Regions from separate parts of the Mus musculus genome. Here region 2 is linked to region 1. A link is a loop called in an ENCODE intact Hi-C map of the cell type or tissue named here. Cell type or tissue: heart. All regions are shown on one strand. Each heading gives the region's core, and the rest is flanking DNA. Links, peaks and the distances in the headings are about the cores only.

Region 1 (5,372 bases), core at 171-5,170:
ATGACAGAAGTCTTCTCTACCCCACCCTCAACCCAGCCACAAAGAAAACCCAAGGAACCACATTTTGAAAACAGAAAAATGCTGACACCCCTATACCCTACCATTAAGAAGCTTCCAAGCCCCACTCCTGCCCTCTACCCCAGGACCCAGAAGTTTAAGCTCATAGCCCTCAAATGCTTTCATTTCCTTTACATCTGTACCTTTACAGGTACAGTAGCTGCTTGGTAAAGCTGGAACTGTAGGCCAATAAATGGACCAGGGGTAAAACTAAGCCAAATGTAAGCATTAACAGGCAGTGGGCCAATTGAAACCTTCACCACTGTCACAGCAGAACACTGTGGTAGGGTTGCTAGTGAAGGGCTGTTGCTGACACCAGCCTCAGATTCTGGAACACACTGATCAAAAGCCTACTGAGGGAGTGGAGTCTCATTAGGTCGTGCTATGCCTCGTAACCAGTGGCATCACCAAAGCAAAGCAGCACAGACTGGAGTACAGTTTGAGTCATACCTTGTAAGGACCTTTGGGAGCACTGTCCCTGCACTGTGATGAGCAGCTCTAAGCCTGCTGACCCACCATTAGTAACCTAAAACCCATATTTACAAGGCAGGTTATACACTAAGGATTTGACAGAGGACAGTTCTCACATTTTCTTCATAGGTATGTCAGGGGAAGATAGAAAATACCAATGACGTCAACAAATTACAGGAAATTTGGATTCCATATGTAGGGATTAAAATGGTTCATACAAATAATTACTTTTAGATCATAATTCATCTTTTCAACATACAGCGACTCTGCTTTGCAGTAGAGCATGTGTTATGATTGACAAGGTCACAGGCTCAATCCCTAGCACCAAGTACAACACAAACAAATACCCCGAGGAAAGCTGTTTTGAAATCAAAGTTTCAGAGATTCCGTAAAGATAACACAGTTTTCGAATGCTACACAATATTCTCTATGGTATCTAGGGTAGCCACTTGTCACTAAACATATTTCTTTCAAACACATTCGTGTTTCCATCAAAAAACATTAATATAGTATAACTATTCCCACAATTCTGTTTCAATTTTACTGCCAAATTTGTAAAAAAAAGACTTTTTGGGTTACAAAGTAAACATGGGTGTGTAAAGGAAAACCATCTTTCTTTCTCCCAGTGCTGGCAATGCGCCTTTAGTGTCAACTGTCCCTCAAATGCTGGTTCAAGTGAGACCTACTCTGTTGAAGATACAGAGTAAATAAAAAGTTCGTAATAGACTGGAGCAGCTCAGTGCAGGCTTCTTATCTACTACCAAGAGTAAGACTCTAGCTTCAATCCTCTGTACTGTACACACACACACACACACACACACACACACACACACAATAAACAGGCATGATGGCACATGACCATAAACTCAGACCTAGGGAGTTAGAGACAAGAGGATTGTTAAAAATTCCAGGCCAGCCATTCTCCAAATCATGTTTCAGGCCAGTCAGGGATAAAGAGTAAAACCCTGTGCCTCAAAAAACAAGCACACAAAAATGAGCAGGAGAGATAATACAAAAACTCAGACTCCTTCATGAAGAAGGACCACTATTAATACAAAACAAAACAAGTGTCAGTATCATTTGCTTCAGCTTGGTTTGACTTCCTGAAATGGTCAGTTTTAGGGGAACCTCTAAAATCTGTCCACTTCCATACCTTTCCAGAATTGGATTTTCTGAACTTGACAAGACACACAGACACAGAAATCAAATGGGAGCAGTTAGAAGGAACAAGGGCTTAATTCCAATACTGGTCATATTCTCTGGCACTACTAAGAGAAACCCACTTGTGACTTCCTTTGCTAACTCGCTAGAGTCTCCCTTTACAAAGGCCTTATCCTAACGCGGGAAGTCTAAGCACACTGACCCACCAGATGACAAAGATGCATATTTCAGGTAGCTGTCAACTCCACTCTGCTGCACCCAACTGCTCCATACATTTCCATCATGGGCCCTGTCCAGAAAGGAGCTTATTCTAGGGAGACTGTAACCAGTCTCTACATTCCCAGGACCACAAGCAGATGCCGAATGGTCTCACCTTCTGCCTGCAGAGGGGCTCCTTCTTGTTTTCTTCAGCCTTTGCATCCTGCTGGGCAGCATCTTTCGGGGTGTTTACTGCTAAAACATCATTTATAGTAGAACCAACCACCATGATCTTGGCCCCACTGGTCACTTTTATTTCTCTCAAAGTCTTGTCTTCAGGAACAAGTCCTTTATACATGACCTTCTGCATGGCAGGTGGGAGACCTTGACAAAAAGTGGAAAGGAATAAGCAGGAAATGCGTGGACCATCCCCCTTCTATAACAAAACAGGAAGTGAATACTGGTCCATCAACTATCAGCTTTGTGAACTTGAAGGAGTTCAGAACACCAGGACTATTTGATTGGTAAAACTTGGTCCTTCTACATGAATGTAAGGTATTTAGAATTGTTTGATGTCTAGGTATCATTGTTTCCAAGTTATAACTCTATCTTCTATCCACTTAAATACTGAAAATTCCCAAGTGTAGGAGATACAGAAAGCCAATAAGCTTTTTACCCGATACATGGAGAAAGCTTTAAGGAAAGTATTTCAAGTAGCAAACCAAAACAAATAAAACGGCCATGTATGAATATTTATAAAGGGCCATTAGGACAGTTGATAACACTGTTTCATGAACTTCCCTTATGAAACTGATCTGTCTGCTGAAAATAAATCCGTGGCTAAATACTGGACCTGTTCAGAATCTCCTGTAAAGTTCATAAATACCGCGCCTAGCAATGACAGTCCAACATTAGTTAGAAGGGTGAGCCTTAATACTCAAGATTCAGGCTTGCATCTCACTCCACCACTTGGTGGTACCACTATCATTCTGGGCCTAATTTTCCCTCTCTGATTACTAATGGACATACAAGTACTGATTTCAGAAAACTGCAGTGAGGATAGCGGGAGTCTAGGCGCAAGAAAATCGCTAACAGTTTAGCACGACGTAAGCATCAAGAGCTAGAAGGTAGGTCGTGGGTAGAAGCAGTCGGGTGTCAGCTCCTCGAATACCTGTAATGGAGTGAATCTTCTGCTTTAGCTCGGACCCCGTGCTGTCCAGAGGGACCTTCACGTCGTGTTTGGTCTTGTTCCAGATTATCTTCAGATCCACCAGCTCCTTGCCCACACCGCCGCCCGCGTCCTCGCCGTTGCTGACCGAGGCCTGGGCCGCAGGGTCCCCAGGGGGCTGGGCCGGGGCCGGCTGCAGGTTGCCTCGCGCGTCGCAGGAGTCCTCCGCCGCTGCCCCTACGGCTGCTTCGGCCTCCACGCAGTTGAGGGGCCGTGCGGGCGCCTCGGTGGCCACAGCCTCGGCCTCCGTGTCCATGCCTGGCTCCTCCATGCCTGCAAAGGGGTTAGGGGGGTGGGTGCTCGCCACGAGCCCGGCCTGCGACGAGAACGGGCCCGGGCACCGTCGTTGCCGCGCCACGCTCCTCCCTCCGGGGCCAGGCCCGGTCCCACGACCCCGGCAGCGTCCGCAAGCTCTTCAGCCGCCGACCGACCGCCTTCCCCGCCACACTCACCATCCGGGGCTCCGGCCGCCGCCATGATGATTGTGTACAACACCCACCACGACCGCAGGGGCCGCCGGGAAGAAGCGAGCTGGCGGAGATTGGCCCCCGCACCAGCCCCTAATTTCACACAGGCTGGCCGGAAACAGGTGGAGGTTTCTATGGAGACCCGCCTCCTCCGCTTCCCGGGCCGGCCCCTGCCACGCTTTAGCATTCCCGCAGCCGGAGGGGGCGGGTCTGGGAGATCGCCTGCTCGCAGCGCTCGGTCCCCGAGCGGCGGCGCATCGCCGCCCTAGTCCAGAGGGGCGTGAGCAGCCCAGATAGGCGGCTTACGCCTTTAAGTGGCAGGGCCGCGCTCGCTGTGGCGAAAGTTGATTGGTTGGAGTGATTTTTTTCCCCCCCGCCGAGCGGAAGTGACGCGCGAAGGAGCCCACGTGTGTGTTTCTAGTCCACATGGCGGCGCCCCTCAAGAGGCTTCTGCTGGCCGAGCCGCACGTGGTGGCCCTCGGGCACCGCGTGGGGCGGCGCGAGGCCAGTCTGGGCCCAGATCCCGGGGCCCCGGTGCGAGTGCGCTTCGCTCCCAGCCCCACAGGTAATCCTAACGGACGTGACGCCGCTCGCCGCAGCCCACCTTCCCGTCCCCGCCCCCGAAAGTTCCAGAAACAGTCCCTTCCGGGGTTGTCTGCGCGACCCCGTTTTAAAGAGACGGAGGTGGAGGGCTAGGATTTGAAGTGATTGAGATTGCTAGAAGTTTCCTTGTTGTATTGTCTCTGTCCTTTCTTATTGCACGCTGTGTGCAGAGCGTATAGACTTTATGCCAAGGCCTATGCGCTATAATGCAGTGGTCATTGAAAAGTCAGGGTTCTGGCTTTGAAGAAACCGACAAATCCTAGAGTCATATGTGTCCATTTTGGCAGTGAAGCGGGATAGGGCGCCCTAGAAGGTATTGCTGAAGAGGTAACATTTGAGTTGAGAACAAGTGTCAAGAAGACCCGCTTGAAGCCTAAGAGGAAACGACATGCACAAAAGCCTGAGTTTGCTGGCAGCTTAGCAAGTCAGAAGAAAACAGAGGCCCATGTATATCTTGCTAGGAATTCTGTGTCTCCTCCCTTCCCACAAATTCCCAACCTTTAGTTCAAGCCACCTTCTACCCTGTTCACACTGAGCAACCGTTCATTCTAGGTCTAGGGTCAGCAGGAAAAGATATTTCTGAGTCTCAGCTGCACAGGAAGAACGCATTACCTCCAGGCAGGCAATGTAGATTGTGGAACTTCGATATGTGGTAGAAGCCCTGGTTCATAGTTAACTGTTGTGAATCTGTTTTTAAGACTGATATAAACGAAACTGCTAGGGAGAAAATGAGTGTCTCAAAACCGAGAGAACAAAATCATCTTTCTTTTTGTTAGTCTCAGTGATGTAAAATAGCTTATCAAATGACTGCAAGTATCTAAGTATCACAGTGTCTGTGTTTACCTATGGTCAACATGAACTGGGATACTCACCTTGTTGGAAGAAGCACTTATGCAGGCATCCAAGGCCTGGCATTTTCTGCATCTATATTTTTGTCTTTGCCAATCCCTAGATGTGTTGCTTTGGCAGAATTATTTGCTCTGTTTATGTCCCAATTTTGTGATTTGTCAAGTAGGGCTAATAATAGTGCCTGTCTGACGGGTTTGAGCCAGTACAGCAGAGGCACTTAGCAAGCACTGCCTCTACTACAATTACTGTTTTCATTTCTTTGCTGACTGGCAGGAAAAGCCCAAATGGGAAAGAGTTGACAAGCAGTGTAGATCACTATGATAGCTAAAATTAATTGA
Region 2 (5,372 bases), core at 56-5,055, 360 kb after region 1:
TTGAGACCAGCCTGGTCTACAGAGTGAGTTCCAGGACAGCCAGGGCTACATAGAGAAACTCTGTGTTGACCAATAAATAAATAAATAAATAAATAAATAAATAAATAAATAAATAAATAAAACAAAATCATAGTAGTAGTAGTAGTAGTAGTAGAAGAAGAAGAAGAAGAAGAAGAAGAAGAAGAACAACAACAACAACAACAACAACATATTAGTGCTCCAACAAGGGACTCTTCAAAGCCTGTTCTTGAAAAGCCAGGATTGGATGGTTTGGGTGTTCCTAGAGACCAATAAGTCTAAACTAGTAGGAGAAGCTTGGAAAGGCAGTTCTCAGATATTCCTCCAGAAACTCAAATGTAATTTAGATGTTTTCTTGTAAAATAAGCAATCTTAACTGAGTACCCTGAAACAGTAAAATGGGAGAGGGTCTTGTAGATCGAGCCTGCAGTTTACTGAAGTCTGTGGTGGCTTGAATGAAGGTGACCCCATAAGCTCATGTATCTGAATGCTTGGTCCTTAATTAGAGGAACTGCTTTGGGTTTTGGGAAGAAGTAGGAAGTGTTGCCTTGTGTGTCACTGAGGGTGAGCTTTGAGTTTTTGAAAGCTCACACTAAGCCCAGACTGGCTCTGTCTTTGTTTTTGTCTCTGTCTTTTTCTGTCTCTCTGTCTCTGTCTCCCTCTCTTGCATGCATGCACACACACATTCTTGTTCTTGCTCTCATTCTCTCTGCCTCCAACCTTTGGGTGAGATGTAAACTCTCAGTTACGGCTTCAGCGTCATCTCTGCCCACTTGCTGTCCACAATGATGGTGATGGACTAACTCTGAAGCTGTAAGCAAGCCCCTGATTAAGTACTTTCTCTTACCAGTTGCCTTAGTCGTGGTAACTTCACAGCAATAGAAAACAACTAACTCATTGTCTGTTGAATTCCAACAGGGTCAAGTTAATGGTATGGCCAAAAGGTTCTAAGAGAGTCTGCAGAAATGATGCAATTAATGAAGGCAAGATTTTAGAGATGAAGAGAGGCAAACTAAATGAGGAAGTTCAAGGAAAGATACCTGGAGCAGATGGATCAGCTTGGGTAAAGGTTCACAGCTGGGATCAAGTCGTTAGAAGCAGCAAGCATGTGTGCAAAGGTGGAGGGCCACAGGCTTCAGTTTCTATTGTGATCTAGTGGCATTCTTTCTGATGCTACAAGGAGCCCAAGGTACAGCTAAGATGGATGTTTTAATTAGGAGGTAGAAGTGGAGGGGATTTGAGCCTATTCAGAGCAAACCAAGAGCATCATTACAGGATACCATATTTAGTATTGAGTAGAAATCTAGAGGCCAAAACTATTTGCTTTGAGATGGGTGTAGGGTGGCCTTTCTATCTTTAAAATGTTATGGGCTTTCTTTCCCATTATCTGTTTTTTGCAGTAACCAGGGCTCAGGCTCATCTCTTAGCAAAGAGAACATACAAAGAGAAGGTCAGAAACCAGTGGATTTTGAGTAGTAGGCAGCCTTAATGCACGCTGTTCTCCCATGCAGTTTTTTTTCCTTTAAAAAAAATTGAACCAACATTTAAAAATAGAATTTCCACCTTTTCTCTAAAAATCAGCTGATCTGGCAACACTAAGCCCTCATTCTCACATGGGAACAACTGACTGGAGGTGAGCGAAAGCCATCTCTTTAGAAGAATGTTAATTAGCAGGTTGCCGCTGTCCACAACATTTCTTGTATTCCCAAGATATGTGAAGTATGACCTGATCAGCAGATGACCGACCCCTCACCAGGATTCTTTGTTCATTGCTATGACCTATCTAGCCTCTGCGATAGTAGTGCATCTGTGACCCTTGGTTTAAAGGTTAAGTCTTTGAGCCAAACTTGGGTTTAAATGAGATGTCAAAGGCACTGAACTGAAAACCAAGGAAGGTATTCCATGATTGGCATAGTGTGTGGAATACAGAGGTAATCATGAATGAATACCTACTGAGAGTGTACACTATAGGAAGGCAAGCAGAAACTCAGTTAGTTTCAGTCTTGTCGTATCCTTAGAGTTTAGTACAGTATTTGGCAAACAGCAAGTGTTCAGTTGCTATATTTACTGAATGAATGGATGGATGAATGAATGATTGAATGAATGAATGAGCAAATGCTCAGTTTATTGAGTGATTAAAGGGAGAGCTCAGAGGATTTAAAGGCTGTATTTTACAAAACTTTTCAGCAAGGCAATTCTAATAATATTACTTTGCTGAGACCTCAAGGTACATCCTGAAAGAAAAGCCCACCAGAATGTGCCAGCTCCGTGACCACGTTCGGGTGGGTACGCGGCAGTCCCTCGGGAGCCAGGCTGAGTTAACCCGCCTGGGACAAGACAAAGCTGTATCTATCAGCTCCTCTGCCACCTGGTACGTGGCAGCTTGATTTCAGTACTTTCTCTAGATCTTTTCTATTTGACAAGCAAAGACAGAGACCCACCCCTAAAATCCACCATCCAGCGCCTGCCCTAACGTTTAGGACCGTGCCCATACTAAACATGGCCAGTCTTGAGCTTCAACACGCAGAACCACGCCCTAAGCCGAGGGAGTCCTTGAATCAGGGTTCAGGGAGAGAGCTGTTCCCACAGTCAATATGGCGGCCTCGCAGCTTCAGTGCGGGGCGGGGCTGCGATGCCAGCGAGTCACGTGAGCTGCCCACTTGGGCGGCCGCGCGACGCACGCGCGCCCCTCGGTCGCCGCTCTCTTGCTCGCTCTCTCCGCGGCGCTCTGAGGTGGTGTAGGGCGTGAAGCCCCCCGGGCCGGGTGAGGCGCAGGCGGCGGGATGCGGCGGCGGCCGTGGCGGAGTCGCGGTCCGGGCGGACTGGCGCGGTGATGAGCGTCGGCAACCGCCGCCATGTCCAAGGTAACGGCGCCCGGGCCCGGGCCGCCGGTGGCGGCGGGCGGGAAGGAGAAGCGCTCGTTCAGCAAGCGGCTGTTCCGGAGTGGCCGCGCGGGGGGCGGCGGCGGCGCTGGCGGCCCCGGGCCGGCCGCGCCCTCGTCGCCGTCGTCGGCGCGCTCGGTGGGCAGTTTCATGAGCCGCGTCCTCAAGACGCTGTCCACGCTCTCGCACCTCAGCTCCGAGGGCGCCGCCCCGGACCGCGGCGGCCTCCGCAGCTGCTTCCCGCCCGGGCCGGCCTCCGCGCCCACGCCGCCGCCGTGCCCGCCGCCGCCCGCCTCGCCCGCGCCTCCCGCCTGCGCCTCGGAGCCGGTGCCCGGCGTGGCGGGGCTCCGCAACCACGGCAACACGTGCTTCATGAACGCCACGCTGCAGTGCCTCAGTAACACCGAGCTCTTCGCCGAGTACCTGGCTCTGGGCCAGTACCGGGCGGGCCGACCGGAGCCAGAGCCGGAGTCGGAGCAGCCGGCGGGCCGCGGGCCGCACGGCCAGGGCGAGGTCACCGAGCAGCTGGCGCATCTGGTGCGGGCGCTCTGGACGCTGGAGTACACCCCGCAACACAGCCGCGACTTCAAGGTGAGCCCGGGGCGGGGGGCCTTGGAGCTCGGGCGCTTCTTGGGCTCCTCCTCTTCGGGCCGGGAGGATTTCTGCGCTGGATGCTCAGAGAGTTCTGGAAGATAACCCAGATGACAAAGGAACGCATTCCTCCCACCATTCATCCAGCCAGCTTGGCTTCCGAGCGCCAGAACATGGGCGCCAGGTCCTGTGATCCGCCTTGGGGATGGATGTTGCCAGGACCAAGACCCTGCCTTCATGGAACTTCAATCTTTGGAGCGGGTATTGGTGGGAGAGTATCTATCCATCTGGGTTCGAATCCGGCTTCTGCTTCTTAAGTAGTAAACCACTGAGCCTCTTTATGCTCCCGTTTACCTGGTACTTACGTTTAGCAAGTTGACAGGTTACGTTGGACAGCGAGATTACCCAGTTTGGGCACTTCTAGCGGGTTCAGTGTGATACATAAAGTGCTTTAGCTATGTTAGTACCGTTCATGCTTAGTGCTTTTTTTTTTTTCTTTCTATTCTTAAGTACAATGAACCAGGTGTTATCAGATAGTACTTTGAAGAAGGCAGAACTTGATGATGTAATAGATGGAGGAGGTGGTCCTGGCCCTTGGCTTGCAGCTGCCCGTGTGCACTAAGAGGATGAGATTGGGAAGCAGAGGAGTTTGCTGGTCCAGATGGTAAGGGTCATTTAGGCTATCCTAAGGAGTTGGGTTCTTACTGTAAGCTGAGCAGAGAGGTGATTGGAGATTGTATGAGGGATACTTTGAGGTGGGATATGGGTATGATATTAGCGAGAATGGAGTCGGACAGTGAAAAAATAAGTTTTACCATTCCTTCCCTCATTTCCTCATGCTTAGAACTCCACAGTTTGATAGTTGCCCCCATTTTTTGACAGTTGTCTCACCCTGATTTTCTACCAGCCTTCTTTATTTTTTTGAGACAGGGTCCCACTATGTAGCCCAAGGCTGACTTTCAACTCGAGATCTTCCCGATAGCCTTCTGTGTGCTGGGATCAACCTACCCCTCTCCACTGCTCTTCTAAAGAAAACAAATATCAAGTTTAGAGACGTTGGTAGACAACATTAAAAAATATTTACATAGGCATGGGGTGTGTGTGTGGCATTTGTGTAGAGGTCAGAGGACGATTTGTGGAGTCGGTTCTCTTATTCATTTATGTGGGTTCTGGGGATTTAACTCAATTTGTCATGTTTACCTGATGGTCCATCTTGTCAGCCCAACAGTAGCTAAATTTAATAAGGTTATTATGCTTTTATTGTTTTTTTTTTCTCTCATTTGTCTTCTATTTATGGCAAGTGGTACTGGTTTTCCACTGTGCTATCAAGTTTCTCTCTAAAATACCTTTCTCTAAGTCCTGATTGGATGGCAGGCCTGAATGATGATGCAGCTGAGAAGTCTGCTTTGGCTAGGTCCTGCCTTCTTGCTGAAGAGCAGCACTGCCACTGCCTACCACTACCTTTTCAGTTGTTTTTGCTTATAATGCATTCATATTGCTTAAAAAGAAAAAGCGTTAGCTGTTTGATCTTGAAATTTTGAATGGAAGTATTAGTCTGGAACGAGGACTAGAGAAACAAAGATTAATGTTACAGGTCTCCAAGTAAGAAACCAGGAGAACTGCATTTTGTGTAGGGTCCCACTTCTTTGTTTATAGTTACCCACAGGTAGCCTCAGTGGAGGGGAGGTTTTCAAGGCAGGATCCTAGTGTGAAGTTTGCAGTTTTTTGGTATGTCAGCTTCTTAGCATGTGAACATTGCAGTTGTTTTTAGGAGGTGCTGCTCCCTTCTGTATCTATACTCTATGAGAGCAAGCAGAAATAGGTTAGGAATTCTAGGCGTGCAGGATGATTGCTAGGCATACTTGGGCAAAGTTGAATGCA

The links. Peaks named below come from ENCODE experiments on the same cell type or tissue, not always from the same donor. Only the 100,000 strongest peaks of a DNase experiment are listed, where the experiment ranks them.
Region 2: a loop joins it to region 1, with 4 times the contacts of the local background. A loop is called at or near these places in 1 of 42 quality-filtered maps.

What each region holds. Positions count from the first base shown.
Region 1 is chr7:122,065,680-122,071,051 of GRCm38, reverse strand. Ears2 (glutamyl-tRNA synthetase 2, mitochondrial) reads left to right here and starts at 3,966. Exons shown (of 9, transcript NM_026140.3): 1 at 3,966-4,147. The coding sequence starts at 4,009. Ubfd1 (ubiquitin family domain containing 1) reads right to left here and starts at 3,854. Exons shown (of 7, transcript NM_138589.2): 1 at 3,568-3,854; 2 at 3,059-3,388; 3 at 2,063-2,271. The coding sequence starts at 3,769. In heart, for the core only: CTCF peaks have their summits at 2,850 (motif pointing right), 3,773 and 3,982; a DNase peak (open chromatin) is centred at 3,751; H3K4me3 peaks cover 3,417 bases; H3K27ac peaks cover 2,320 bases.
Region 2 is chr7:121,704,755-121,710,126 of GRCm38, reverse strand. Usp31 (ubiquitin specific peptidase 31) reads left to right here and starts at 2,685. Exons shown (of 16, transcript NM_001033173.2): 1 at 2,685-3,491. The coding sequence starts at 2,874. In heart, for the core only: no CTCF peak of the experiment used is centred there; DNase peaks (open chromatin) are centred at 2,606 and 3,316; H3K4me3 peaks cover 2,308 bases; H3K27ac peaks cover 1,594 bases; H3K27me3 peaks cover 894 bases.